5 separate regions of the Homo sapiens genome follow, and regions 1, 2, 4 and 5 are each linked to region 3. A link is a contact called in ENCODE Hi-C or POLR2A ChIA-PET data. All regions are on one chromosome and are shown on one strand. The core of a region is the stretch at or near the end of the contact, and the rest is flanking DNA. Distances in the headings are between cores, read along the strand shown.

Evidence for each region. Hi-C counts contacts between places; a loop is a spot of excess contacts on that map. ChIA-PET counts read pairs that join two places held with the same protein, here RNA polymerase II (POLR2A). Pooled maps may share reads with other maps.
Region 1: a map of naive thymus-derived CD4-positive, alpha-beta T cell shows a loop between it and region 3 (2.6-fold over the local background). The contact joins two enhancer-like sites. A Hi-C loop is called at or near these places in 1 of 168 maps with a recorded cell type or tissue (naive thymus-derived CD4-positive, alpha-beta T cell) and 4 of 50 pooled maps. POLR2A ChIA-PET finds 5 or more read pairs at or near these places in 2 of 52 experiments (K562 and activated CD4-positive, alpha-beta T cell).
Region 2: a loop to region 3 is called in a pooled map, with 7 times the contacts of the local background. The contact joins the promoter of DNAJB12 here to the enhancer-like site in region 3. A Hi-C loop is called at or near these places in 4 of 50 pooled maps. POLR2A ChIA-PET finds 5 or more read pairs at or near these places in 2 of 52 experiments (T-cell and naive thymus-derived CD4-positive, alpha-beta T cell).
Region 4: a loop to region 3 is called in a pooled map, with 5 times the contacts of the local background. The contact joins two enhancer-like sites. A Hi-C loop is called at or near these places in 6 of 50 pooled maps. POLR2A ChIA-PET finds 5 or more read pairs at or near these places in 3 of 52 experiments (K562, T-cell and activated B cell).
Region 5: a pooled map shows a loop between it and region 3 (2.9-fold over the local background). The contact joins the promoter of DDIT4-AS1 here to the enhancer-like site in region 3. A Hi-C loop is called at or near these places in 1 of 50 pooled maps. POLR2A ChIA-PET finds 5 or more read pairs at or near these places in 3 of 52 experiments (B cell, activated CD4-positive, alpha-beta T cell and activated naive CD8-positive, alpha-beta T cell).

Annotation. Positions count from the first base shown.
Region 1 is chr10:72,294,617-72,298,933 of GRCh38, reverse strand. No RefSeq gene overlaps it. Among named protein-coding and RNA genes, the nearest start is that of DDIT4, 23 kb to the right of the region's middle. RefSeq lists enhancers at 455-544, 157-813, 1,465-1,764, 2,769-3,063 and a silencer at 835-1,104. Within about 2 kb of position 1,598, at least 39 of the 41 ENCODE cell types and tissues checked have a DNase peak (open chromatin) inside an H3K27ac peak, as active enhancers do.
Region 2 is chr10:72,353,159-72,357,146 of GRCh38, reverse strand. It overlaps DNAJB12 (DnaJ heat shock protein family (Hsp40) member B12), which reads left to right and starts at 2,228. Exons shown (of 9, transcript NM_017626.7): 1 at 2,228-2,382. The coding sequence starts at 2,250. RefSeq lists enhancers at 2,002-2,251, 2,642-2,771.
Region 3 is chr10:71,746,480-71,750,843 of GRCh38, reverse strand. The region is part of intron 38 of CDH23 (cadherin related 23); the gene reads right to left. VSIR (V-set immunoregulatory receptor) reads left to right here. Exons shown (of 7, transcript NM_022153.2): 7 at 1-3,288. Among named protein-coding and RNA genes, the nearest start is that of VSIR, 25 kb to the left of the region's middle. RefSeq lists enhancers at 1,872-2,001, 2,202-2,251, 2,637-2,846. Within about 2 kb of position 2,028, at least 29 of the 41 ENCODE cell types and tissues checked have a DNase peak (open chromatin) inside an H3K27ac peak, as active enhancers do; they include B cell, where a contact is called at or near this core.
Region 4 is chr10:72,318,416-72,323,068 of GRCh38, reverse strand. No RefSeq gene overlaps it. Among named protein-coding and RNA genes, the nearest start is that of DNAJB12, 34 kb to the left of the region's middle. RefSeq lists enhancers at 190-239, 202-1,401, 1,835-2,254, 2,004-2,298, 3,935-3,984 and silencers at 244-538, 3,025-3,584. Within about 2 kb of position 2,273, at least 41 of the 41 ENCODE cell types and tissues checked have a DNase peak (open chromatin) inside an H3K27ac peak, as active enhancers do.
Region 5 is chr10:72,272,210-72,276,674 of GRCh38, reverse strand. DDIT4-AS1 (DDIT4 antisense RNA 1) reads left to right here and starts at 2,964. Exons shown (of 2, transcript NR_186445.1): 1 at 2,964-3,825; 2 at 4,158-4,465. It overlaps DDIT4 (DNA damage inducible transcript 4), which reads right to left and starts at 2,751. Exons shown (of 3, transcript NM_019058.4): 1 at 2,615-2,751; 2 at 2,254-2,518; 3 at 639-1,980. The coding sequence starts at 2,458. The coding sequence ends at 1,487. RefSeq lists enhancers at 585-1,108, 2,377-2,496, 3,207-3,730, 3,731-4,254.

The sequences.
Region 1 (4,317 bases), core at 349-2,848, 550 kb before region 3:
GTTGCCCCTGACATCCCTGCACCATCAGCAAGGGTGGGCAACGTCAGAACTGCGGGCTGGGGCTTCCCTGGAAGGGCCCCGCTTGGGCCCAATGCCAGGCCCCACGGCCCAAGGGTGAGCTACTTTAGCAGGCAGGCATCAGTTTTCTCATTTATGAAATGGGGACAATGAACCTGGTCACCTTCCTCTTCCTGGGAAGAATACGAGGTTAATGAATGCTGAAGACCGGACATGACTGTACCTAAGGTGGAGTGCAGGCTGCCTGAGGCAGGGGAATGACCCTGGTGATCCTTAGCTCTCTCTTCCTGCGGGACACTGAAGGACAGTGTGAGACCCACAATTCAGCGCACCTGCTCACCTTGGTTCCCCATCCTGCCCTGGGTGGGTCTTGGCTTGGAAACCCTAATCCGCTTACTAAGCACCGACCCCACTCCGTGCCCTGCCCGTGCCATGTCCACTCCACTGCACTGAACTGGGTTTCTTTGTCCGTTTCAGCAGACCCTCCTCATCGTGTCCCTCTTCCAGGCAGCCTTCTCTTATAAATTTTGGGCATGCTGGGACTTGTCTACACTGTTGGCAATTGTCAAGGCTTTAGGTCCGAGTTGTTCCTCAACTTCTGACCCCCACCTCATGCTAACAGGACTGGGGCCACAGCGCGTGACTGCAATGTGGCCAGTCCTGGGAGAGCCGGCCTCGCCCCGCGGGGAAGCGGGCGGCCCCTCCGTTGCCATGGCAGCCGAGAGCACCCCCACGAGGCTCCTCATTGGCCACCAAGTCGAGGTCCCGCCTCCGCCATCAGAAGGGACCAACCAAGGCAGACCGGGTGCGACCCAGTTGAGGGATTAGCGGGTGACGCATCTCTCCCAGTCCCTCATGGAGACCCGCGCGCCCGCGATCCTACGGGCGCAGCCGTGGCCCTGGGTCGGGGTCACGCTCGCTGGGCGCGCCTCGGGCGGGGCTGGGGAGGTGCGGAGCTGGGGGGCGCCGCGGGAGGAGGCCACTCAGGCCGCTGGGGAGGGCCGGGCTGCGGCTGGGAGGTTTCCGAGGACGGTCAGGCGGAGGCGGAGGCCGTGCAGGAGGCGGAGGAGGAAAACTATTAAGGAAGGGGGTGGAAGGGCCCCGCTGGCTGAAGACCGCTGAGCTCAGGCGGTGGTAGGACCCTGGGCACGGAGTTGCATGGAACCCTGTTCGAATCCTGCTCTGCACCCGCTTGCGCTGTGGCCTCGCGCACGCGAGCCTTCCTGCCCGGGGGAGCGGGAAGGAGGGAGGGGAGCGGCGAACATCTACTTTGTGCCGATCCTTTTGCTGAAAACCCTAGTTTTCTCTCCAGGATTCCCTCAAAACGACCCTGAAATAGGTGGATGCTATCCTTAGCCCCATTTTACAGATGAGGAAACAGGTTCAAAGGAGGCTACGTGAGAAAAGCCTCGAGTGAGCTCAGTTCCCAGATGTGAGAATGATGTGGCCGGGTTGGTGGTTATCTGCGGGGGGAAGTAGGAGGTGCCCTGCCCACCCCCACGCTCAGGCATCCTGGCCGGCCCGGAAGGAAGAGTTCGTGCCAAGCCGTGAGACTCGGTGGTTTCCTGCAGCAAATCTGCGTCAGGCTCTCTCTGGGGGGTTAACCGCCGCAAACTGGTAACAGCGTCAGAAAGGGGAAACCGAGCTTTATCTGCGGAGGTCCCTGGGCCAGGGACAGCAGATTAAAGAACATGGAGGCAGGGCGCGGTGGCTCACGTCTTAAACCCAGCACTTTGGGAGGCCGAGGCCGGAGGATCGCTTGAGACCAGGAGTTTGAGACCAGCCTGGGCAAGATAGGGAGACCTCTTCTCTAAAAATAAAAAATAAAGAAGATGGAGCCCGCCCCTCGGGAAGGAGGGAAGGGAGAAAGTGTTTCTAACTCCTTATTGTCCTTTCTCTTCTTTTCTTTTCTTTTTTTGAGATGGAGTTTCGCTCTTGTTTCCCAGGCTGGAGTGCAATGGCGCGATCTCGGCTTACCGCAACCTCCGCCTCCCGGGTTCAAGCAATTCTCCTGCCTCAGCCTCCTGAGTAGCTGGGATTACAGGCATGCGCCACCACACCCGGCTAATTTTGTATTTTTAGTAGAGATGGGGTTTCTCCATGTTGGTCAGGCTGGTCTCAAACTACTGACCTCGTGATCCGCCCGCCTCAGCCTCCCAAAGTCCTGGGATTATAGGCGTGAGCCACCGTGCCTGGATCCTTGTTATTTCAAAACAGGCTGAGGTTCCCTCTGGAAGCCCCATTTAAGAACAGACCCATGGCCGGGCGCGGTGGCTCACGCCTGTAATCCCAGCACTTTAGGAGGCCGAGGCGGGCAGATCACCTGAGGTCCGGAGTTTGAGACCAGCCTGACCAACATGGAAAAAACCCCGTCTCTACTAAAAATACAAAAGTAGCCGGTCATGGTGGCGCATGCCTATAATCCCAGCTACTCAGGAGGCTGAGGCAGAAGAATCGCTTGAACCCAGGAGAAGGCAGAGGTTGCGGTGAGCCGAGATCGCACCATTGCACTCCAGCCTGGGCAACAAGAGCGAAACTCCATCTCAAAAAAAAAAAAAGAAAAAAAAGAAAAGAAAATTCACCATATGAATGTCAGACTCTTAATGATGCAAATGCCAGAAAACCTGACTCAAACTGATTTATGCTAAAAAGGGAATCTACTGGCTCAGGAAACTGAGAACCCCAGGCATGACTCGATCTGGCGACACCACGACGTCATGAAGACTCATTTCCCAGAGTCTTTGTACTTGTTTGTACTTTGCCTTTGCTGTCTTGGGAAGTGTTTGGGCTCCATGAGCACCTGCTGCAGCTGCAGGGGCACATCATCCCAAGTTCCAGTTGAGTAGAAAGAGGCTCTGTCCTTGGGAATTGTGACACATGTCCCGGGTTTCACTGTAACTGGACAGTTGGGGTCATGTGACCACACAGATACCAGGGGCAAGGCAGGAATAACCCTGTGTTGATTGGCAAATCTGTTCACAGGCCCCACACCTGCAGCCTCACCTGCTCCAATGGGCTGAAAAGGAAGGAGGGAAGAGGGTTTCTCCAAAGGAGGAACTGAAGAGATATTGAATGGGTGCCCATTGGTAACACCCCAATGCCAGGGCTTCAGAACCCACCTCCTGACCCCCTCTGCACCTTGTACTACAGGTGCCAGTCAGGGGGAAACGGATTGGAAAGTGAGGGTCTTGCCCTGGGAGAGTGCCCACCCCTTCCTCGCTGGTCCCATGTCAGTCGTCCCAAGTCAGTCCTCATCACATCCAGTGCCCATCCCCCTCCCCACCCCCTCACCCTGGCTCCTGTTGCTCCCTGGAGGGTCCTTGAAGCCCTTCTGGTTGCTGTAGCCCGGGCGACTGCCTGCCATGCCTCCGAAGGCCCTCCATGTTTAGCTGGAGTGATGCAGTATTGGGGGATCCAGTTGCCTCTCGTTTCTCCAGCAGAGGGGAGCTTCCTCAGGGACTGGCACTATGTTCTCCCTTCCTCTGTGTGTGGTCCCTCTCTGGGACCAGGCAGGATTTGTGCAGTGGGCAGCAGGCGTGATTTTGAGGGACCCTAGGAAGGACCTTACCTACCCCTGTATGCCTTACTTTTTAAAATCCCATAATTAGATGGGGTTTCACTCCTTTAATTCCTGTTACGATTCATATGCCTCTGAGAGAGAGTATAGTAGATCATTTCTTTTTTTTTTTGAGACAGAGTTTCACTCTTGTCGCCCAGGCCAGAATGAAGTGGCACAATCACGGCCCACTGCAACCTCCACCCCCTGGGTTCAAGCAGTTCTGCCTCAGCCTCCTGAATAGCTAGGATTACAGGCATGTGCCACCCCACCTGGCTAACTTTTGTATTTTAGTAGAGACAGAGTTTTGCCATGTTAGCCAGGCTGGTCTCGAACTCCTGACCTCAGGTGATCCACTTGCTTCGGCCTCCCAAAGTGCTAGGATTACAGGCATGAGTGGAGCATAGTAGATCTTATCATTCATTTACACTTTAGTGTGAAGTAGTTCACAGCATCCTTCCTGAGAGCAGGCACATATTAGGCACTTGATCATGGACATCATGCCTAATGTGTGCCCTGCTCTTATTGAAAAGCCTTTCATGCATTATCTCATTTAATCTTCACAACTCTGTGAGGTAGGAACTAGTATAATCCCTGTTTTACAGATGAGAAAACTGAGGTCCAGAGGAGTTAAGGACCTTGCCAAAGGTCTCCAAGCAGTGGAGCAGGGATGTGAACACAAGAAGTCTGGTTCCAGAGCCTGCACTGCCTATCCCTCCACTGAGATAATCCCTAACACTCTT
Region 2 (3,988 bases), core at 979-3,478, 610 kb before region 3:
GGCGGTCTCATTATGTTGCCCAGGCTGGTCTTGAACTCCTGGGCTAAAGCGAGCCTCCCACCTCAGCCTCCCCAAGTGCTGGGATTACAGGCATGAGCCACCATACCTGACCTACTCATTTCCTTACAACCTGCTTCTTCACATTCTCCTTTACTGGATTTTCTTCCTCTTCCAGATCTTTAAATGTTGGGATTTCGTGAGGCTCAGTAATCAGACTTCTCTGCTCTTCTCCATCTACACTCACTTCCTTGGTGCATATATATATATATATATATATATATATATATATATATATATATATATATATATATATATATCACAGCTCACTGCAGCCTTGACCTCCCATGCTCAAGTGATCCTCCCACCTCAGCCTCCTGAGTAGCTGGGACTACAGGCGTGTACTACCACACCCAGCTAATTTTTTATTTTTTTGTAGTGATGGGATCTCACTCTGTTGCCCAGGCTGGTCTCAAACTCCTTGCCTCAAGTGATCCTCCCACCCCTGGCCTCCCAAAATGTTGGGATTATAGGAGTGAGCCACTGTGCCTGGCCCCAAAGTTATATTTCCAGGTCCTTTTTGCCTAAACCCTACGTATGTACAACATCCTAGTCTGTATCTCTGCTTGATTCTAAAAAGCATCATAAACTGAATCAAACCCTTAATATTCCCCCACCAAACTGCTTTTGTAGTCTTTTCCATTTCCTTGTTTTAGTAAATAGAAATTCTCTTCTTCCAGTTATCAAGCCAAAAACATTGGAATCATCCTTGAATCTTCTTTCTCTCACAGCCCACATCCATTGCGTCATTCTGTCTTCAAAATATATCCAGAATTTTACTACTACTCACCACCTCCGCCATCACCCTTATCCAAGTTACCATTAATTTTCACCTGTATTATAATAGTAGCTTCCTGACTCTCATCCGGATTACTGTAGTAGCATCTTACCAAATCCTGCCTGAAAGGCCAAGCAATGTAAGGGCTGACAGATGACTCGGGGATTCGGCAACGTGGAGGTCACTGGCAACCTTCACAAGATTGCTTTCACTGGAGTGATAGCCCTCGAAGAACGGGATAATGATAGAACTGGATTACACTCTGTAGTAGAATCTTTTTTTTTTCTTCTTTTTTTTTAGATGGCGTTTCACTCTTGTTGCCCAGGCTGGAGTGCAATGGTGTGATCTTGGCTCACCGCAACCTCCACCTCCCAGGTTCAAGCGATTCTCCCGCCTCAGCCTCCCGAGTAGGTGGGATTACAGGCCATGTGCCACCATGCCCGGCTAATTTTGTATTTTTAGTAGAGACGGGGTTTCTCCATGTTGGTCAGGCTGGTCTCGAACTCCTGACCTCAAGTGATCCGCCCGCCTCGGCCTCTCAAAGTGCTGGGATTACAGGCGTGAGCCACCGCGCCCAGCCTGTAGTAGAATCTTTACGCTCCCTAGAATGTATTCGCCTTCCTGATCTGTTATAACTCACCAAGAGAATTCCCTTTTCAGAGCCTTTGCACTTGCTGTTCCTTCGGCCTGACCACCCTTCCTCCAGACAGTCACATCTACCTGTTATCGTTCCTGAATTCTGGTACCTGTTAATGACAGCTTCTGAGAGGTTTCTTTTATCGCGCTATTTAAAATAGCGCCTCCCACTCTCTATCCCTGTGTTTTCCATAATTTTTCTTCAGAGCTTTTATCACTATCTGAATCTATCTGGAGCTCCCCCAGCCTACACACACTGGAATGTAAGCTCCATGAGAGCAGGAGCTTTGTTTTGCTCACCCCTGTATCCCCATCATAAAACCATGCCTCACAAACAGTGGGCACTCAATATCTGTTCAGTGAATAAATAACCTTTGTCTGAAACGTATGTAGTTACATTACGTATATAGATCACCACTTAGTAAACCGTCTGGGAATAACAGGCACTCCGAAGGCCCCAGTCTCATCCCGACGGCTACCACGTGACCTTCCTGAGCTTGGGTTTCCTCCTCCGGAAGATTAGAGGGTTGGCGCATACTCAACTCTAAGACCTCCGGAACATGGAATCTGGGCGTGCACCATTATTGACACCTACACCAGCCGTCCCTTTCTTAGAAGACATACGGTAGCACTTCCACCCTCGCTCAAAACTCGGGAAAGGAGGGGCGGAGGGTGGATGTCATCACTCCGCGCCCGGCTGCCCGCGACGCGCCGGCGGGTGGCGCAGCCCTTCGCTCGCCCGGCCTCCCCCTCCCTGGTTCCGCGTTCTGGTTCCGCCATGGAATCCAACAAGGATGAAGCTGAGCGCTGTATCAGCATCGCCCTCAAGGCCATCCAGAGCAACCAGCCCGACCGGGCGCTCCGCTTCCTGGAGAAGGCACAGCGGCTGTATCCGACGCCGCGAGTTCGCGGTGAGTGTGAGGTGCCGGAGAGACTGGGGACATTAGAACTGATGGGGGGAACACGGGAACGGACCGACGGGAGCAGTTGGGGGAGGGGGAGGGGTGGCGAGGCGCGGCTACGCCTGCGCACTGAGGCGCGCGGTGGCTGCTGGGAGGCGTAGTTTTTCCCTCTTGTTCCTCTGCGGGATGCGAGCCGTCTGGAGACTCGGGCGGCCGGGACTTCAGCTTTCGGGGTGCTGGCGGAGCCCGCTGGGGTTTGAGGTCTCCGAGAATGAAACGCGCTGGCAGCCGGGACGAAGGGAACTTACCTGGAAGTGAACTCGAACTACTTTTCCCAAGGGGCCGTTCGGTAGCCCAGGCCAGTCGCCGGCCTGGGAAATATTACAGTTCAGGAAAATAAACATAACTCCTTTAAGGGAGAGAATGGGCGCTAGACAGGGAGACATTTCTGTTCTTCGGGCGCCAGGGAAAGGCGCTTCCGTATCTTCACTCCCTCTCACCTCTCGGGCTGAGGGTCAGGGACCACTCTCCCAAAATGCAAGCCGGCCTTTGCACCCACCCCAGTCCGCCGCCTCGGACTGTCCTGAAGCCGGGCCCCTCACTCCTCCCGATGATGAGATTCGGAGCGGGTGGCCTGGTGGGAGGTGCTGACCTCAGCCACCGCCAGTCCTCCATCGCCCGCAAGAGTCCAGCGGCGGTCAGCCATGTGGACGCCGAGGCTGCTGAGTTGCCCTGGACAGGAGCCTCCTGAGCCAGGGAGGGAAGAGTGAAGCTGGCTTTACAACTCATCACCTCGCTTCACCCGGGAACCCTTTCTTTTTTCTTTAACCTAAGTTTTCCAAGGAGTTTTTCTTAATCCACGCTAGAGGGGAGAGAGACACCGGGTGGTGCTTGTGATCACCACTCAGTAAACCGTCTGGGAATAACAGGCACTCCGAAGGGCCCAGTCTCATCCTGACGGCTACCACGTGACCTTCCTGAGCTTGGGTTTCCTCCTCGGGAAGATTAGAGGGTTGGCGCAGATAATGTGATTGGCAATAATACCCATAGGGCTTTGCAGTTTAGGAAGCTCCTTCACCTGTGCCTTCTCACTTGAGCCTGCCAGTCAGGGATGCAGAGCAAAGATCATTATCTTTATTCTATGGGTGAGGAAAATCTCTGAGGTAAGGGATGCCCAGGATGACACAGCTAGAAAGTAAAATGTTCTGTGACTCTGTAAATGTTTATGAAGGAAAAGAAATGAAATTGAGGAACAGCAGTCAGCCTCCTAACCGGCCCTGCCCGCCTGATGAGATTGAGAAAGCGGAACGCTGGTGGAAGAGGTAGCCTGGACTGCTGAACTTTCCTCCCTCCGGACTCTTGCAGGTTGATCTTTGGCCTGTTTGCCTCCCCTTGGAGAGGGTTTCGGGCTGTATTTGCCAGGACACCTGAGGTAACCTGCTCGAGGAGCCTCCCTGTGAATTAATTCATATTCTGTGGTGGGGTGGTATCCTCCAGCTGTCAGAATTCTGCCTGACACTGATGCTGCTGCGGGCTCAGGAGCAGGCAGCCAAGAAAGGATGGGCCACAGGGCCTCTGGGGATCTTTCTGTCAGCAGGCCCCTGCACCAGTTCAG
Region 3 (4,364 bases), core at 779-3,278:
TGGAGAGACTTCTCCCCCGTGGCCGCCTTGGCTCCCCCGTTTTGCCCGAGGCTGCTCTTCTGTCAGACTTCCTCTTTGTACCACAGTGGCTCTGGGGCCAGGCCTGCCTGCCCACTGGCCATCGCCACCTTCCCCAGCTGCCTCCTACCAGCAGTTTCTCTGAAGATCTGTCAACAGGTTAAGTCAATCTGGGGCTTCCACTGCCTGCATTCCAGTCCCCAGAGCTTGGTGGTCCCGAAACGGGAAGTACATATTGGGGCATGGTGGCCTCCGTGAGCAAATGGTGTCTTGGGCAATCTGAGGCCAGGACAGATGTTGCCCCACCCACTGGAGATGGTGCTGAGGGAGGTGGGTGGGGCCTTCTGGGAAGGTGAGTGGAGAGGGGCACCTGCCCCCCGCCCTCCCCATCCCCTACTCCCACTGCTCAGCGCGGGCCATTGCAAGGGTGCCACACAATGTCTTGTCCACCCTGGGACACTTCTGAGTATGAAGCGGGATGCTATTAAAAACTACATGGGGAAACAGGTGCAAACCCTGGAGATGGATTGTAAGAGCCAGTTTAAATCTGCACTCTGCTGCTCCTCCCCCACCCCCACCTTCCACTCCATACAATCTGGGCCTGGTGGAGTCTTCGCTTCAGAGCCATTCGGCCAGGTGCGGGTGATGTTCCCATCTCCTGCTTGTGGGCATGCCCTGGCTTTGTTTTTATACACATAGGCAAGGTGAGTCCTCTGTGGAATTGTGATTGAAGGATTTTAAAGCAGGGGAGGAGAGTAGGGGGCATCTCTGTACACTCTGGGGGTAAAACAGGGAAGGCAGTGCCTGAGCATGGGGACAGGTGAGGTGGGGCTGGGCAGACCCCCTGTAGCGTTTAGCAGGATGGGGGCCCCAGGTACTGTGGAGAGCATAGTCCAGCCTGGGCATTTGTCTCCTAGCAGCCTACACTGGCTCTGCTGAGCTGGGCCTGGGTGCTGAAAGCCAGGATTTGGGGCTAGGCGGGAAGATGTTCGCCCAATTGCTTGGGGGGTTGGGGGGATGGAAAAGGGGAGCACCTCTAGGCTGCCTGGCAGCAGTGAGCCCTGGGCCTGTGGCTACAGCCAGGGAACCCCACCTGGACACATGGCCCTGCTTCTAAGCCCCCCAGTTAGGCCCAAAGGAATGGTCCACTGAGGGCCTCCTGCTCTGCCTGGGCTGGGCCAGGGGCTTTGAGGAGAGGGTAAACATAGGCCCGGAGATGGGGCTGACACCTCGAGTGGCCAGAATATGCCCAAACCCCGGCTTCTCCCTTGTCCCTAGGCAGAGGGGGGTCCCTTCTTTTGTTCCCTCTGGTCACCACAATGCTTGATGCCAGCTGCCATAGGAAGAGGGTGCTGGCTGGCCATGGTGGCACACACCTGTCCTCCCAGCACTTTGCAGGGCTGAGGTGGAAGGACCGCTTAAGCCCAGGTGTTCAAGGCTGCTGTGAGCTGTGTTCGAGCCACTACACTCCAGCCTGGGGACGGAGCAAAACTTTGCCTCAAAACAAATTTTAAAAAGAAAGAAAGAAGGAAAGAGGGTATGTTTTTCACAATTCATGGGGGCCTGCATGGCAGGAGTGGGGACAGGACACCTGCTGTTCCTGGAGTCGAAGGACAAGCCCACAGCCCAGATTCCGGTTCTCCCAACTCAGGAAGAGCATGCCCTGCCCTCTGGGGAGGCTGGCCTGGCCCCAGCCCTCAGCTGCTGACCTTGAGGCAGAGACAACTTCTAAGAATTTGGCTGCCAGACCCCAGGCCTGGCTGCTGCTGTGTGGAGAGGGAGGCGGCCCGCAGCAGAACAGCCACCGCACTTCCTCCTCAGCTTCCTCTGGTGCGGCCCTGCCCTCTCTTCTCTGGACCCTTTTACAACTGAACGCATCTGGGCTTCGTGGTTTCCTGTTTTCAGCGAAATTTACTCTGAGCTCCCAGTTCCATCTTCATCCATGGCCACAGGCCCTGCCTACAACGCACTAGGGACGTCCCTCCCTGCTGCTGCTGGGGAGGGGCAGGCTGCTGGAGCCGCCCTCTGAGTTGCCCGGGATGGTAGTGCCTCTGATGCCAGCCCTGGTGGCTGTGGGCTGGGGTGCATGGGAGAGCTGGGTGCGAGAACATGGCGCCTCCAGGGGGCGGGAGGAGCACTAGGGGCTGGGGCAGGAGGCTCCTGGAGCGCTGGATTCGTGGCACAGTCTGAGGCCCTGAGAGGGAAATCCATGCTTTTAAGAACTAATTCATTGTTAGGAGATCAATCAGGAATTAGGGGCCATCTTACCTATCTCCTGACATTCACAGTTTAATAGAGACTTCCTGCCTTTATTCCCTCCCAGGGAGAGGCTGAAGGAATGGAATTGAAAGCACCATTTGGAGGGTTTTGCTGACACAGCGGGGACTGCTCAGCACTCCCTAAAAACACACCATGGAGGCCACTGGTGACTGCTGGTGGGCAGGCTGGCCCTGCCTGGGGGAGTCCGTGGCGATGGGCGCTGGGGTGGAGGTGCAGGAGCCCCAGGACCTGCTTTTCAAAAGACTTCTGCCTGACCAGAGCTCCCACTACATGCAGTGGCCCAGGGCAGAGGGGCTGATACATGGCCTTTTTCAGGGGGTGCTCCTCGCGGGGTGGACTTGGGAGTGTGCAGTGGGACAGGGGGCTGCAGGGGTCCTGCCACCACCGAGCACCAACTTGGCCCCTGGGGTCCTGCCTCATGAATGAGGCCTTCCCCAGGGCTGGCCTGACTGTGCTGGGGGCTGGGTTAACGTTTTCTCAGGGAACCACAATGCACGAAAGAGGAACTGGGGTTGCTAACCAGGATGCTGGGAACAAAGGCCTCTTGAAGCCCAGCCACAGCCCAGCTGAGCATGAGGCCCAGCCCATAGACGGCACAGGCCACCTGGCCCATTCCCTGGGCATTCCCTGCTTTGCATTGCTGCTTCTCTTCACCCCATGGAGGCTATGTCACCCTAACTATCCTGGAATGTGTTGAGAGGGATTCTGAATGATCAATATAGCTTGGTGAGACAGTGCCGAGATAGATAGCCATGTCTGCCTTGGGCACGGGAGAGGGAAGTGGCAGCATGCATGCTGTTTCTTGGCCTTTTCTGTTAGAATACTTGGTGCTTTCCAACACACTTTCACATGTGTTGTAACTTGTTTGATCCACCCCCTTCCCTGAAAATCCTGGGAGGTTTTATTGCTGCCATTTAACACAGAGGGCAATAGAGGTTCTGAAAGGTCTGTGTCTTGTCAAAACAAGTAAACGGTGGAACTACGACTAAACCCTGGGTCTCCTGCTTCCTCCTCACTGAATGGATTGGTATTATGGGCCAGGGCCTGGCTTGGCCTTCACCTTGGACTTGCTTAGAGCACATACAAGGGCTCTGGGAGATGAACTTGTGCCCACAGGTCCAGGGCTCCACTGTACTGCACACCAGAAACGTTCCTATCTGTGCTCTGCCTGCCCTGGCCTGGGCCTTCTTCTGGGTCCAGAAGACGCTGCTGCTGATGGGTAGGCTCCTTCCATATCAGCTCCTGCCACTCCCTTTTCTGCCTGCCAACTGTGGAGCTAGAGGACTCCTGATAGGCACAGTGGCCCATGCACCCCTCTTGCTTGCATTAGGGGATGGGGAAGGGAGAAACCCTCAGCAGCTGAGCCCCAGGGTCTCTTGGAGGAACTTAGCCAGTTGTATGTGGAGCATCTGGGCAGCTGTGGAACATCCCTCAAGAAGCCAGGCCAAGGGAAGGGTCTGGATGTACTTGTGCTGGGTCAGGGAAGGCCAGCCTTCTTGGTGCCACAGAGGGTGAGGGCCAGGCTGGGACCTTCTGATCTCAAGCCAGGGGAAGCAGAGTTCACAATAGCAGGGTCCAAGTCTAATAAACAGAAGGGGCCTCTGCTCTAAAGACATGAGGTGTACTGCCAAGAGCAGTGTCCCCAGCTCATAGACCGTCACGGGGCCGCTGCTGGGGACTTGCATACCAGAAGGGGGCGGTGGGAGATTTCTGTCCTTCTGCCTGGATAGGTGACTTCTGCAGGTCCTCACCAGCCTGAGAAGCCAGGGCTTCTTATCTGGAATAGTAGTATCGGTTGGCTGCAATTCACGTGGCAGGGAGGCCACAGTTAGGCCCTCCCTCCCTCTCCACCCCACTGCCAAGTGCCTCTGAGGTTGGGCTAACTCCTGACCTCCCAGTTACCTTCCGCCCTTCCTCCCTGGGCCCAGCTCTTCCTTTGCAGGGGCCTCCCTGACAACCACTTAAACCCCTCCCCCAAGCCTGGCCTGTCTTCCCATGGCCTGGAGCTAGGCAGGGGCTGAGGCTCCACAATGACTCCCCCGGCCAGTGGCACACCATTGTGTGGC
Region 4 (4,653 bases), core at 1,024-3,523, 570 kb before region 3:
GTCATCACACCTTTCCTGTCCCCACTGAACCAGGTATTTTTTCTTTCCATAACACTGGTCACTCACAAAGACAGGGTGGGGCCACAGGCAGTCCCCTTCGCCTGTCTGGCTCCCTCAGACTGGGCTGAGGCCGGCCACAGGCCCACAGTGCAGTCCGAGGCCTGATGAGGTCTGCTGAGTTGAGCAGAGGCTCCACAGTCCATCAGAGACCCAGGCCTGTTAGGTCCTGTGAGATGGAGAATGGAGGAGCCCAAGAAAGGCCCTGGGCTCCATCCCAGCCCTGTGTTGTCCCCAGGTTGGGGCAGGCCTGAGGTGATCCCAGGAAGGCAACCCCAGCGTAGGAACCAGGCCTGCCCGGGGCCCACTGAGGCTGCCTCTACCTGTCTGGGCTTGAGGTGAGTCACTTCCTCCCTCAGCTGGTATGTGATGGGGAGGGGAGGGTTGGGGAGGGGACAGCATCTAAAAATAGCAGGGCCTAGACTGGTGGAAGATGCCCGAAGAGCTTCCCCTTGGACCAGGGAGGACCTGGCTTCCCATGGAACCGCCATCAGCCACAGCCCCCACCAGGCCCTGCGTTAGGCCAGGGAGGGAGATGGCCAAGACCTCCCCCACCCTTGCTTCTCAGGCTCAGAGCCCCCTTGAAGGCTGAGTCTCAGGAGCAGCGCCGGATGGGGTAGGAGCTTGGAGAGAGAAGGCCTCCAGCAGACAGTACTCGTTCATTCCCCTCCCTGTGCACGCACACAGATGCACGCACACAGAGACACAGGCACGTACCCTCGCCCAGCCCGGCTTCATGAGTCATCTCCCTCATGCCAGGACTCATCTCCCTGGTCAGCAGGGTGGACTGAGGACCCACTGTGTGCTTGAGCCACACCCTGGAAGACAAGGAAGCCATGCTCATGACCGTCCCTGGCCTCGGGGACTCCACATCATAAGAGGCCACTCAGGAAAGAGGAGAACACCCAGGGCAAAAGCAAGAGGCAGGCAGGGGGTGTGTGGTGGATGAGCTGGAGTCCGGAAGACCTGGTTTCAAATCCTGGCACTCACCCTTTCTAGCCATGTGACCAGACAAGCTATTTGACTTCTCCTGCCTCCGCTTCCATCTATATAATGGATGCCACGTATGGCCCTCGTCATATGTCAAATACAATCATGCATATAAAGTCCCCAAGCAAACAGAGCTCTTGCCATCAAAGCTTATGGTATCAGGCTAGAAACCTTGGGGGCGGGGGCACTTTGAATATGTCAGTAGACCTTTCTATCCCAAGGACTTACTGTGACATTCCACCTGGCCCCACCTGTGATAGGGAAAGGGGGAGGGGAGGGGAGGGAGAGGAGCTGCCGCTCACAACAGTGCTGGCCTCTACTGTGAACACTTGATATCGTTCTCATTTTCCCCCAGCCTCACAACAGCTTTACAAAGTAGGCATCGCTATCCCCATTTCACAAGTGGAAAAATGGAGACCCAAAAACATTCAATCACCTGCCCAAGGTCATGCAGCTGGCCTGGGGCAGACGCCAGACTGGGGCCCAGATCTGAGTGTGATCTCCTTGTGCACTGTGGGATGAGGCGGGGTCTGTCATGCCTGGGGTCGGCTGAGGGTGCAGGGGTCTCTGACTCTTTTGGGAGGAGCCCCTAGAACCCCCTGCCTGAGGTGACTATGGAATATGCTGAGCCTTTGGCCAGGGCTGCCTTCCTCCTGTCTGGTCCCACCTCCCCCACCCGGACCCCCCCGGCCAGCCCTCAGACCCCTCCCAGAAACACGGAAGGGCTCCACTCCCTCTGGGAGTTACCACCTTCACTTCCAACTTCAGCTAGGTGAGGGAGGTACTGCAACCCCTGAGTGACAGAAAAGGCAGCCGGATCAGAGGGGTCAGGAACCTGCTGTCATGCTCGCAGAGCTGGGGAAGCAGAGCCTGGACAGAGCCCCAGCTGCTCAGACTCCTAAGCTGCCAGTCTGGATCCCACACCCCGGCTGTCGGGTAGGGTTGGGGACTTCTCTGCTCCCCCTGCTCCTCACGCTTCCCGGAGCCATCCCTGTTTGTACCGGCTGGGGTTACATGCAAAGTGCAAGCCTTGCATCAGCCAGATGGGCCCCGCTCTAGTAAGAGCTGCTTTCTGCCTCTCTGCGCCTTCCCCACCGTTATCTGACTCATCCCCTGACAGTCCCAGGAGACTAGAGAGAAGCCAGGCCTCTTATCCCTATTGCACAGATGGAGGGACTGAGAGAGGAAGTGACCTACTCCAGTGACTCAGGGCAGCAACCCAGGCTGAGGAGGCCACAGGTGTAGCTGGTGTGGCCTGGGGAAAGTTCCCGGGTGCCACACAGCCAGATAAGCAGTTTTTAATGCCTCACAGCAGGCACAAATATCAACCGATGTGTGTCAAATGAACGAAGGAATATTGCAGGCCCTGGGTGAAAGATGAGGGGTGATATTGAGGAAAAAATAAATATGATACAGGGAAGGAAAAAAGAAGCCGGAAACCCAGACATGCCCCAGTTGCAGCCTGTGAGCCCAGCTGGCTTTGTAGCTCCCAGTTCCCTTCTCTTTAAGAATCTTCATGGCTATCACTTACTGGGTGAGTGCTAGTGACTCTGATATAACACTTTGTAGCCTTTTTTTTTTTTTTTTGAGACCAGGTCTCACACTGTCGCACAGGCTGGAGTGCAGTGGCGTGATCTTGGCTCACTGCAGCCTTGACTTCCTGGGCTCAAGGGATCCTCCCACCTTGGCCTCCCAAAGTGCTGGTATTACAGGAGTGAGCCACCACACCCGCCCCTATAGCCTCTATCTTATTTCATCCTGACAACAACCCAGTGATGCTATCATCCTCCCCATTTAACAGATGAGTTATCTGAGGCTCAGAGAGGTTACACAGTTCTTGCTCCAGCCGGCACGGGACCACATTCCAGGGGCTGACTTGCAACTGCTCTCCAAACCCGGCAGGGCAGATGTGCCCCTGCGCGTGCGATACCCACGTGGGGCTGCCCAGGTGTGTCTGCGGGTTGGCACCAGCTCCTGGTATCTGTCAGAGCAGTGAGGGGGTGGTGCGACAGGAGCGGAACCGAACGCCAGTGGCCGGGATGGATAATGAGCCAGGGCGCCTGGGCTGCAAGGGGGCTTGGGCACGCGGGCCTACCCGTGTGCGCAGGCCCTGGGCGCCCCCCGCACCGGGCGCCCTCCCCGAAACCCAGCCACGACTGCGGAACTGGGGGCGGGGCCAATGCTGGAGGCAGGGCCCGCCGGCGCCGGGCTCCCACCCCCCAGCGCCCGCTGACAACCCGCGGCGCGTTGCCAGCGATTGCCCCATCAGGCCGCATCCGCTTTCGCAGCCCTGCACGTTGTGCACACAGCGCGCCGGCCTGGGCGGGGCTGCTTGTCCCCGGCCCCCTGCCCCCCACCCGCGGCCCTCGCCCGGCTGCCTTCTGCCCCGGCTGAGACCCGGGCCAGACTGAGTCCCTAGCGGCCCATTACCCCGCCGGGCTCGTCCCAGACACCTTTGATGGCTGCCCTTTGCCCCGTCTGGTCTGAGCGGACAAACGAGGGAAATTGAGTAAGCCAGCTCAGCAAGACAGGAAACTCCTGGCCGCTTTGTTACTCATGATTTTCAGCAACTTGGGGAGTGGGGGGCAGGGGAGGGGAGTCCTAGGGGAATTTCTGTAGTTCAAGAAGTTTGGGGGCTCCAGGACTGGGAGTGCCCTCGGGGAGGTCTACCTCCCGGGGCAGGTCTATTTCCCAGGCCAGGTACCGTAGTTGGCACTAGTAAGTAAGTGCTCCACAAATTCGTGTTAACATGCATTTTCAAGAATGCAATTTATTTAATTTTCAAGTCTTCAGTCCCAGCTACTCCGTAGGCTGAGGCGGGAGGACCCCTTTAGCCCAGGAGGTCAAGGCTGCAGTGAGCTACGATCTTGCCACTGCATTCCAGCCTGGGTGACATAGCTAGACTGGTCTCAAAAAAAAAAAAAAAAAAAGGCATTTTCTCACCTACCTGCTTTGAGTGCCTGCCAGAAAGAATCTCCAGGTGAAAGGGGACAGGTTTAGGGCTGGAGCTGAAGGCTGGCATTTGGGGTTTGAGGTTCTGCGTTTGGCATTGGTTTGCTGTTTCACTTGGGCAAATCTCTTGGCCTCTCTGGGCTGCGTTTCTGTAGGGAATCAGTAATAAGGCAACCTGTCTGGCTCTAAGGCTCAGAGGCACGGGGCAGGCTTTGAATTTCCAGCAAGCAGGAGAAAGAGCCTTTGATTTGAAGCAGAGATTTCCTCTTGAACATTAATATTCTGGGCTTTTCCAGGCTGGAGCTTTAGAACCGCTGTTACTAAACTAAGTGACATGAGTAGCCCCCCGTTGCTTACAGAATTTCTTGGCTTGGCATTTGGGGTTTTCTCACGTTGATTCTACCCTGCCTGTATGGCTTAACCCCCAACTACACCCCTACACTGTAATTAGGAAGAGCCTCAGACTTCCCCACACACCCCACACAATGTTCAGACTTCTGTGCCCTCACTCATGCTGTTCCTTCTGCCCGGAATGCTTTTCCCTACACTCTTCAAATGATTGGCTCTTTCTCATATTGATCCCCACATAAATGTTACTTGAGTAGAGATCCTGTTATTAACTCTCAGAGCTTCCTGTTTTCTCTCTTTAGCTCT
Region 5 (4,465 bases), core at 1,715-4,214, 520 kb before region 3:
ATCGTTAAGGTAGGCCTGCTATTTCCTTGCTCTCTAAGCCCTTAGCACTCCTTCCCTCACCTGTGTGTGTGCAAGGAGTTCTGCACCTGCCTGGTCCAGACTTCCTTCCAGTGGCAGCTCATGCCCCTCTTGGTTCCTTGTCCAGTGAGAGGCATGAGCTAAGTAGCATTTTTCAAACTCCCCCTCTTAGTCTTTTTAAATCCAGAGATAAGATTTGTAATTTTCATGATGGTAGAACAACTGATTTTTTTCTCCCAGAAAGAAAAAAGGTATTTTCTAGTTCTTTCACTGTTTATTAAAGACCTTGGGCTCAGTGGGCCCTCCTGTCTGGGCCTTCTAACCGGGGCAGCCAGGTGAGCTCTCCCTCTGGAGACTCTGGCTCGGTGGGAGGTCTGACTCACCCCCTACCTTCAGGGGTTTCCAGTGTGTTCTCCTAGTAGCTTCAGCCAGCACAGGGCCAAGGGTTCTTGGCACAGATGGCACACGGTACACATACCTCTGTCACCAGGCTGGCAGGCAGTCCCGGAAAGGGATGGAGGAACACACAGGTGGACCCCAGGGCCTGATGAGACCTGCCTTTCACTAGCACCCATCTCCCTCCTTTTCACTTCATGGTACTGATGAGAGACTCAACCAACTGTTTTAACAAACATGTTTATTAGAAAAGTAAAAAATATTGCATAGGTCTTAATACTTGAACATCAAGTGTATTCATGAACAGTGAGTATCTTATCTTCATGTAAACAGTTCTAGATGGAAGACCCAGATGGCACTCCTCCCGGGGAGGGGTTCCAGCCCCCACCCTCTCAGCCCCTCCCCTGCCAGCTCAACTCTGCAGTACACGATGGGGGAAGGCTTAAACGCAGCTGCCAGGTGTAATTTTTCAAGTGTCAAAGATCCCAAGTGATCCCTGACACCCACCCCTTCCTACTCTTACATTCATGCGTCTGTAAGATAGCTGCCTACAACAGGTCAGTAGTGATGCTCCGATCAGAAAAACAAGATACAAAACAAACAACAAACACACTTGGTCCCTTCAGACCAGTAAGATACACAAACCACCTCCACGACCTCCGACCTCCCCCCTCCCTCCGGCTGCTCTGAGGAGCACGTGCCTCTTCCTTCACCCTGGGCCGGGCTGGGGCGGGAGCAGCCCAGCTGCTCTCTGGATGTCACACCACTGTTAACTGTCAGTAACAAAAATAATAAGGTACATGCTACACACACATCCAGCTGGAAGCCTTGTTGGCCCCTAAGCCTTTGTTTCATGCTACAGTACTGAGGGGTATGTGTCCCCAATGCACAGCCACCCGCACACAACTCAATGAGCTTCCTGGGAAACACTATTCCCCCACCTCCACCTTAGGTGGCTGCCTCAGTTTTCCAACCACAGGAATCAGTCCCTCAGCTCCTGCCTCTAGTCTCCACCCCAAAAGTTCAGTCGTCTCTGTCTTGGAGGGCACTGTCGGCCCCCTCAGGTTGAAGTTCAACACTCCTCAATGAGCAGCTGTTCCGAGCTGTACAGCTTCTTCTTGATGACTCGGAAGCCAGTGCTCAGCGTCAGGGACTGGCTGAAGCCAGGGAGGAAGGGAGAGTTGGCGGAGCTAAACAGCCCCTGGATCTTGGGCCAGAGTCGTGAGTCCAGGCGCAGCACGAGGGTCAGCTGGAAGGTGGGCACCAGGCTGGGGTCGAGTGCCAGCTGGCCCACGCTGTGGCAGCTCTTGCCCTGCTCCACGCAGACGTCCAGCAGCGCCCCCCGCAGGCCGCACGGCTCGCTGTAGGCCAGGCGCAGTAGTTCTTTGCCCACCTGGCTTACCAACTGGCTAGGCATCAGCAGGCGCGCAGGGCGTCGAGAGCCCAGCCGCGCCTGGGCCAGGCTCTCCTGCAGCAGCTGCATCAGGTTGGCACACAAGTGTTCATCCTCAGGGTCACTGAGCAGCTCGAAGTCGGGCAACGACACCCCATCCAGGTAAGCCGTGTCTGGAAAGGAGAGCACACAGGAAGGGGTATTAGAGCGGCTTCAAAACGAAACGCACAGGCGGGGGAGGTGCTGTTTCCTTAAGAAACCAACGCTCCTTCCCACTCCGTGCCTCAGTTTCCGCCTCACTCACCTTATACTCCAATTCCCCCTGCCCCCAAGCAATCTGGGTCCCGATGGGATAGGAAGCCAAGGCGGCTCTGACCCCTTCCAGCACCGGGGCTTCCCCACCTTCCCGGCCCCTCGAGTCGCGTCGGCACCCGCCCACCGCTCACCTTCCTCCGGCCCGAAGCCACTGTTGCTGCTGTCCAGGGACTCGCAGTCCGAGCTCTCCAGGCTCGTGGAGCGGTCAAACCCCTCCTCCCGGGTCGCCGACCCCCAGGCTGAGCGCGGCGGCCGATCTGGGGTGGGAGTTCGGGGCAAGGACGAGGGCGAAGAGGAGGTGGACGACGACGAGAAGCGGTCCCAAAGGCTAGGCATGGTGAGGACAGACGCCAGGGCGTTTGCTGATGAACTCAGAGTGCCGGAGCGTAGAAGCCGCTGTAAGACAAGAGGGGGACCGACCAGGCGTCAGTCTGGGGACCAGACCAGACCAGACCGCGAGCTCTAGGACCCACACACAGAAGGGACACTCACCAGCTAGCGCGGTCAGCGAGAACTGCTAAGACAAGTGCGTCCTGCCGCTTGAATGGGTGTGCGAACCCGTGCCAACCACCGAGAGCCGCCCAGACCCGTCCCAGGTCCACGCTCGCACCTCCCCCTTGGCCTGCTGCGCCCTAGCACCAGCGCGGAGCAGCCTATAAGGACTAGCGCGGCGAGGCCACGCCTTCTCTGCGCCACGACCCAATCCAGACCCGGGAGTGTGGCCCGCCTTGGCCAATGGACTCCGGGCGCACGTAAGCAACGTTCTCTCCTGCCCGGTGACAGCGGCCGGGCCCCGCCTCCATTGAGCCCCAGAAAGCTCGCAGTCGAACCCCGACCCACCGCCACGCCCCCTTTCTGGAAAGGATCCGCGGCGGCTGCAGCTGCCAAGGTCCCCGAGGGCGCTCGCGGCAGGGGAGGATCAAGGAAAGACTTGTTTATTATAGGGTTGCATTGCTGGAGGAGGGGACAGCCCGTGACCAGGCTAGGAGGAGAGGCAGGGAAGCGTGAGGGGGCGGCGGGCAAGGAAAATGGTTGCCCCCAGCGTCTTGGATCCTAAAGCTTCGGGAACAACTGGGCACACACGGGGGGGATGCCCGTGGGACGGCGGCGCAGGAGCAGACGTTAGCCCGGCCTGCCCTCGCGCCCTTACCCCCTCTATCCCTGCTTTGCAAAGGCTCGGGATATGGGGGTGGGGTCCACAGACTGGGAAGCTCCGGGCACCATGCTGCCCCTTCCCCAAGGCCCCACCTGCCCATCCTGGCTGTTACTCTACAGCCCAGGACATAGGTTAATGGGGATCCCTGCCTCCTCCCAAACCCTATCTGCTTCCACTTCCAACTGCTCCCAAGGAGAGGGCTTGAGGAGAGTGGTTAGAGGAGTGTGGATGGGCCCGGGTTCATAGCGCCCAGTGCAGGGATGGAAGCGAGGATTCACAGCAGTCGGACTCACAGACCCATCCGCCCTCCCCGCGGACTGCAGGCAGCGCAGCCGGACCTCCCTGCCCGGGCGCCCCCCGGGTCCTAGCACCCAGCGCTCGCCTAGCGCTTTGTGTAAAAGATCCAGACGGTTGCATCAGGACCGAGGACCGAGATCTCTGGAAAAGCCAGGGAGTGCAATGGCCATCCCGTGTTTCATCATTCAGGCGGGGCCACAGGAAATCTGGCCTGGCAGCAGTGCTCAGAGGCTAACAGTGGTTGCTGAGGGTGGGTGGAGGTTGAGACGGACTCGACCTTTATTGCTCTAAAGGTTTATCAGTCTGGGACAGGAGGACCCTGATGGAAGAGGGAGCCAAACTTACATCAGATGCCCAGGGCCCCGGGGGCGGGCAAGGAACCTAACCAGATAGGCGGGCCTTGCCTCGGGTCAGGCTTGCTTTCGCGTGACAAATGACACTTGCAGGAGATGTCAGGCCACTGCCCTCCGCAACCCCCATCCCCACCCCAACTTAGAAAAAAGAAAAAGCTGACACTTGGGCCAAGACTTAGAACCTGAAAGAACCAGAATCCAAGCTCTGCACCCTACTCTCATTTGACAGGTGGGAGACCCACTTATGGAGACAAATTTATGGATTAAAAAAAGAAATCAGGGGATCCAGGAGACATCTTAAAGACAGCTGCAGAATGGAATAGTTTGTGAGCCACTGGGACTTTCAAGGCCTTCTCTTCCCATTCTTCAAGCTCTGTCGCTTGTTGGAGCCTTAAAGACACCAGATTGCTTAACAATGGGGATATAAAAATTAAAAATAATAAAAGACACTGGATCAAGGCGGCTAGTTGTTCTTGGAGGGCTGGAGTAGATGACATACTCTTGAAATCACTCTTACAGAGGTGACCTGCATGGGTG